2 separate regions of the Homo sapiens genome follow, and region 1 is linked to region 2. A link is a loop called in an ENCODE intact Hi-C map of the cell type or tissue named here. Cell type or tissue: prostate gland. All regions are shown on one strand. Each heading gives the region's core, and the rest is flanking DNA. Links, peaks and the distances in the headings are about the cores only. Region 1 has its middle 230 kb from the start of TBX3. Region 2 overlaps LOC105370003 (a long non-coding RNA gene).

What was found. A loop is a pair of places that touch in the nucleus more often than their neighbours do. Peaks named below come from ENCODE experiments on the same cell type or tissue, not always from the same donor. Only the 100,000 strongest peaks of a DNase experiment are listed, where the experiment ranks them.
Region 1: it touches region 2 in a loop (4-fold over the local background); 3 of 110 quality-filtered maps call a loop at or near these places.

What each region holds. Positions count from the first base shown.
Region 1 is chr12:114,912,905-114,915,824 of GRCh38, reverse strand. No RefSeq gene overlaps it. Among named protein-coding and RNA genes, the nearest start is that of TBX3, 230 kb to the right of the region's middle. In prostate gland, for the core only: no CTCF peak of the experiment used is centred there; DNase peaks (open chromatin) are centred at 1,284 and 1,374; H3K27ac peaks cover 1,567 bases.
Region 2 is chr12:115,757,648-115,760,567 of GRCh38, reverse strand. All of the region lies in intron 1 of LOC105370003 (a long non-coding RNA gene), which reads left to right. Among named protein-coding and RNA genes, the nearest start is that of LINC02463, 130 kb to the left of the region's middle. In prostate gland, for the core only: no CTCF peak of the experiment used is centred there; DNase peaks (open chromatin) are centred at 137, 1,497 and 2,221; H3K4me3 peaks cover 1,772 bases; H3K27ac peaks cover 2,500 bases.

The DNA of each region.
Region 1 (2,920 bases), core at 101-2,600, 840 kb after region 2:
AGTGTGGATCTGTAGTGGATGTTATGGGGCTAGGCCCATACTCTCCCTACACCATGCCCATGCAGGCCGATTCAATGGCTTCTGACTGTAACCGTGAGTACCTACGATTCTTTGCCTGAGGGATTTATTTGGCCTGCATGTGGGACCTGCTAGAAATTGACTCCTGGAGGAGCCCTGCACTGTGATTGACTGGAGTTGGGGCCTGATCACCCCAACTTCCTTGCCATTTGGTGAGACAGCCCTGGGGTGCATCCTTCCTACAGATTCCCACAGGGACCACATCCGAGTTGCCCACAGTAGGGATGCTGGTGACATGGGGTGAGGGCTGAGACTTGATGAACTTCTTTCCTTTCCCATCTTACCTCTCCACTTCCTTGCACATGCTTCTTGAGATCTCCTCTCAAATTCTCCACTTAGACTCAAATCCTGTCTCAGGGTCGGCTCCTGGAGGACCCTGATCTCAGCACTGCCTCACAGAGTTACCGTTAGGATGAAATAAACAAATAGATAGAAAATTCTTAGAGGAGTGTCTGTTAGATGGCAGGATGGAGATAAATGATTAGTCTGATCATTGTGAGGATTTAAATAATCTGGGAGCCAGGCTCGGTGGCTCATACTTGTAATCCCAACACCTTGGGAGGCCTAGGCAAGAGGATTGTTTGAACACAGGGGTTCGTGACCTGCCTGGGCAACGTAGCAAGACCTCGTCTTATAAATAAATTTTTAAAAATAAAAAATAATAATAATCTGGCATGTGCCACATATAAAGCACCTTAGCCTAGTGCTGGGCACAGAGTAAGGGCTCCAACCATGACTGTGTCATTTTGCAGATGTGGAAACTGAGGTTCAGAGGCCTGAAGCAACTGTCCTGAGGTTGCTTTCCATAGTGGTGGAGTTCCGATGTAAACCTAGATTGATCCTGCTCCTTACAACCTCCTCAGAGGGAGAAAAGGGGAGCAAAATCGTGGCTATTAGGACAAAGTGTTAACATCGACCCCCGAGCCTCCCTTTCCTTGGTTAGCTGAGAATCCGGGAGCTTGAACAAAAGCAGCTTCGGAGCCTCAAGCCCTGCAGATACAAGGCATGTAGAAACAAAGCCGTGTCTCTAAGTCCTGGCTGGTGACCCATCCCCCGAAGCTATCCATCATCTTGAACAGGGATTTTATGCACCCTGTACGCCAATCACCTCTTCAATTACCTCTCAGGAGGAGGGAGAAGCCCAGTGGTATCTGATGTCCCATTTGATTTAGGGTAAGTCACACTTAAGAGGGCATCTGAGGTTAAAGAACACAGAATTCTGGGCCTGTTTATAAATCAACAGGCTTGAGGTTTTCATTATTCACCTTCTAGATCATGGAGCGATATGACTCACTGGATCATAAAAGAGATCAAATAGCTTTGTTGCTAATAATTCTTTCCCTGACCCACTCTCTGGCACATTTGGTTTGTAAACAGAGTTTTAATGGCATCCCTTGGACATAATAACGTAATTTCTTTATAGCACCTTGGCCGCCTTGCCACTCTCGGCTGTAATCAGATTTAGGTTTAAGCCTCCCTCATTTGTGGGAGCTAATGTTGTTTGGTGTTTTAAGAACTACTTAGGGCTGGGGATATTGCCCTTTGAAAGGATTGAACCAGCTCCTTTCAGAACACAGCACTCTGATGAGTCTGGCCTAGAAGCCATGGATAGTGTTCCTGGGACCCAGAACTCTGAGATCCCTGACTCTGGCCCCCATCCAGGTTCCCCAGGGAAAACCCTTCCTATGCAAGTCCTCAGTGACCTCAAAGGTTGTCTCTAAAATTGTCAGGAATGTCGAATCAGCTCTTGAAGTCACCTATCATTGTATGGGTGAGACAGGATTGTTCATTAATTCACCATTACATACAAAGATGCTCCAGGTTTGAAGGTAGTAAGGGGGTGGCTTGGTGATGACAAAATAGTGTGAGAAACAAGAAAAAAAAATGTTGAGGGGTCATTAAAAGGATGGAAAATATCCTTCAGGACAAGCTTTCCCAAACGTCAGTCATTTCTATACCACTCTACAATGTGAGCCAACTCTGAGCACCCTCTTATTATTATATATGTATTTTGGGGGGTTTAAATGGACTTACTCTATATACATTTAAATGTTTGCCATAAATAGGAAGTAACCATAAAAAGAGATGTGGGTCCACATCTCTAATCCAGAACCCCCAGGGCCAGATGGGTTTCAGAATTCAGAACTTCATAGACTTTAGAAAGGCAACATGGTCATATACCCCCAGGACTGCACCCCTTATTAGATACATTCATAGTTTTGCAGCATCACCTATACACATTCACATTAAGATCGTTTTTTTATTCATGATGAAGATCATCTTTATAGGAAAATGAAAGACGTTTTTAAAATTTTTTTACATTGTAATTGTACATATTTATACATTACAATTTGATGTTTTAACATACCTATAGGTTGCATAATTATCAAATCACCTCATGCATTTATCATTCCTTTGTGGCGAGAATACTCAAAAACTTCTCTTCTGGCTAGTTCACAATATACAATGCCTGACTCCTAACCATAGTCACCCCACTGTGCAACAGAGTGACAGGACTTGTTTCTCCTCTCTTATTGCAATTTTGTACCCATTGACCAATATCTCCCATCTTCCCCTATTCCTGCTGCCCCTTCCTAGTCTCTGGTATCCACTGTTCTACTCTCTACTTCTATGACATAAATTTTTTAGATTGCACATATATGTGAGATCATATGGTATTTGTCTTTCTGTGTCTGGCTTATTTCACTTAATAATGTGATGTTCCATGTTGACACAAATGACCAGATTTCATTTTTTATGGCTGAATAATATTCCATTATGTATATATGCCATTTTTAATTTATTCATCCATTGTTGGATGTTTAGATTGATTCCATATCTT
Region 2 (2,920 bases), core at 133-2,632:
GTAGAACCAGATGCATTAAATGATAAGGCTATTTTATGAAGCCACTGCTAGAGGACCTTCCTGGTTTTGTCCATGGGAACCTGAGGCTCACTATGCCTTGTCCCTGGCCACATACCAAATTAGGGTTAGTCCAGGATGCCAGTTTTCCTCTGCGCAGGCGGAAAATTGGCAATGAGTCCCTTGGTTAATTTTCCCCGTGTTTGTAGAGAAGAATTGGAAAACAGGATTTGGGATCCGTGAATCTGGTTTCAAAATCTGGCTGTTTTTTCTTGGTTGGTAAGTGGTTCAGCTCTCTGGGCCTCGGTTTCCTTACCTGTAAAATGGGGATCATAGTACCTACCTCATTGTGTGATCACAGGATTAAATAAGATAATGTATTCAGAGTGCTTACTTAGCATAATACCTGGCACATAATAAATACTTGCTACATCATGATTATAAGACCATATTATTATTTTTTTGCAATGTAGTTTATAAATATATATTACATACAATATATACAATATATTATTCTATTTTGTATTAACTATCTCTCACTGCTTTTTTCTCTGCACATCATATTCCTCTACTATGCTATTCCACTAGAAGTAAAGGCCTAATATAAAGTGAACTGAACCCAGGATTCCCTTTTTAACTCAGCCTGCAGATTTTCAATGCGGCAAGGTATTGCTGGAGGCATGTGGCGAGGTGCCTCAGGAAGCCCTCAGACTTGTGCCTGTGTGCGGCTGAGAAATTGACTTTTTCCCCCCAGTCAAATTATTAATTAGTTGCCTTATTGACTAATTTCTAAGCACTCAGTCAAATTGAGTAACCAATCTAATTTGGACGGGAGAGCAGAGAAAAGCTTTAGTTCATCCATTTTTCAATTGGGTGCATTTCATTGTCTGGAAAAGAGACTTGAAATAAGGTACCTCAAATCCTTGTTCAAGCATGGAAATTCCGGGGACTGTAATTATCGAACTGTCTTATCTTCATGTCTTCCACTACTTGATAAAATAGGGCAAAAATTCCCTTCCAGTTTAAAGATGGGAAGAGTTTGAAAGGCTAATACCTCTACTAAGGTTAAATATTCAATATTGAAGGCCCACTCTGTGTTAGATACTTTTGTTATTAGTAATCGTTATTAGGCACTGTTACAGAATTCTTACGTATTCAAACCAAACTGGGCATCAGGAATGGAAAGAAGTGGGCTGCCATTTTTTTTAATCTCTGTATTTTTATGTAGCTCTTTGCTTTTAAGGATTCCCAAATCTTTGAAAACAACATCTCTAGCATCTTCGAAGACAGAAGGCAGTGAATATCGGTGCTGTTTAAAGGTAGGGATATTAAGGCCCAGAAAGTCTGAGCTGTTTTCTGAAAAGTGACAAACAGTTCCCCAAGTCTTTGCATTGGCAGGGATCTTAAAACAGCCTTTGAGAGGGAAACAAAGACAAAACATCAGGGTTTGTAGACCTGACTGCAGGGCAGGCACTTTCTCTTTCCTTTTTGGGTAATACCGATGGGCAGTTTAGCTTCGTGGACGAGAACGAAACAGTCCCCTATATTCCCTCATAGGAGTGGGGCCAAGGAGGGTGGCCCAAACCCCAGCCCCTTCTCTGAAAATCCTCTTAGGGGAAAACCAAAACAAACACAGCATAGTTTGGCTTTTCATGTGGGGGGAATTGCCTGGCACCACCCCTCCATCCAAAACATGCTTTTGATTTGGTTTTATTGGCTACTGAAAAGAATCATTTAATAGTCAAGAGCCAGGCAGTGACAAAGGGTTCAGGTAAATTAGTTTCAGTTCTTACGTGGACTGTCCTTCTTCTTTGGAATTTGAGCTTTAGAAAATAAAAGCCTCCCCTACCACTTATTCGCTTTACCCCTCCTTACCCTTAAGCCTTTTAAAAAGGATTTTTCTTCCCCTTTCTAAATCTCTTCAAAAAAGAGTTTCTTTTCTTTCATACAGAGGGGTTGGGGAATTACATTTGTCAAAATATCCTAACATCAGTGCGTGAAGAAAATTCAATGAAATCCAAATTAAGTGCATTAAAAAAAAAGTGTTTTTTTTCTTTTTGGCCTGGACCCTTAAAATATGCAGAAATACACCAAAAGAGAGCTTCAAAGCCCATTTTAATAACTAACTACATACCTGCTGAAAGCATTTACTCACAGCTCCCGCTTTCGCTCCAGTCCCAGATGCTTAAAATGCAGTTAAAGTTTAAGCTTTTAGTATTAACAATCACTCACACAGAAGCGGCATCCATAAAATCTACAAGCCCAGTCTGCCATTACTTCATTGTAATTAACAATCTAGTAGTAAAGTAATGATCTCGAAATCTACAAATGGTATGGCACTAGAGGTTTAAATATTTGACAATGTGTTGGGTCCTATAATTTGATTCTGGAACTGAGACTTTCCTGAAGGGAAGACTCCCTAACAGTTAATGTATTTCTAGGCATAGACCAAAAGAAATCCATTGACAATTCTGGGTCCCCTTCTATCCCAGTTCTCCAGCTTTTCATTCCATCTGTGTTTTCTCTTACTTTCTCTGTATCCCCAGTTTCTCTCAGCTCAAACACCCTGCTATTCTGTGATTCTTCTCTCTCGTCCAATACCCTTCCCATTGAAAAAGAAATTCAGCTTATCCAGAGATAGCATCAGCCATTGGGATTAAAATGCAGTATATACGTTTCAGGTGATGTGCTGGAAAGATCAGCAAAGATATAAAATATCCAAGGGAAAACAAAAGAAAAAAAATGGCAGGCAGTCTAACACCGGCTAATAGTTAAATAACAATTTGATGTTTAGACATAAGAGGCTGAAGTTAGGAAACTTGAGGTTCACCCATACATTCTGGGCTTCGAAATCTGCCATCAGTAAAGGGGCACAATGGTGTGAATTTTTAGCCAAGCATCAGTTGAACCTTGAATTTCCTGG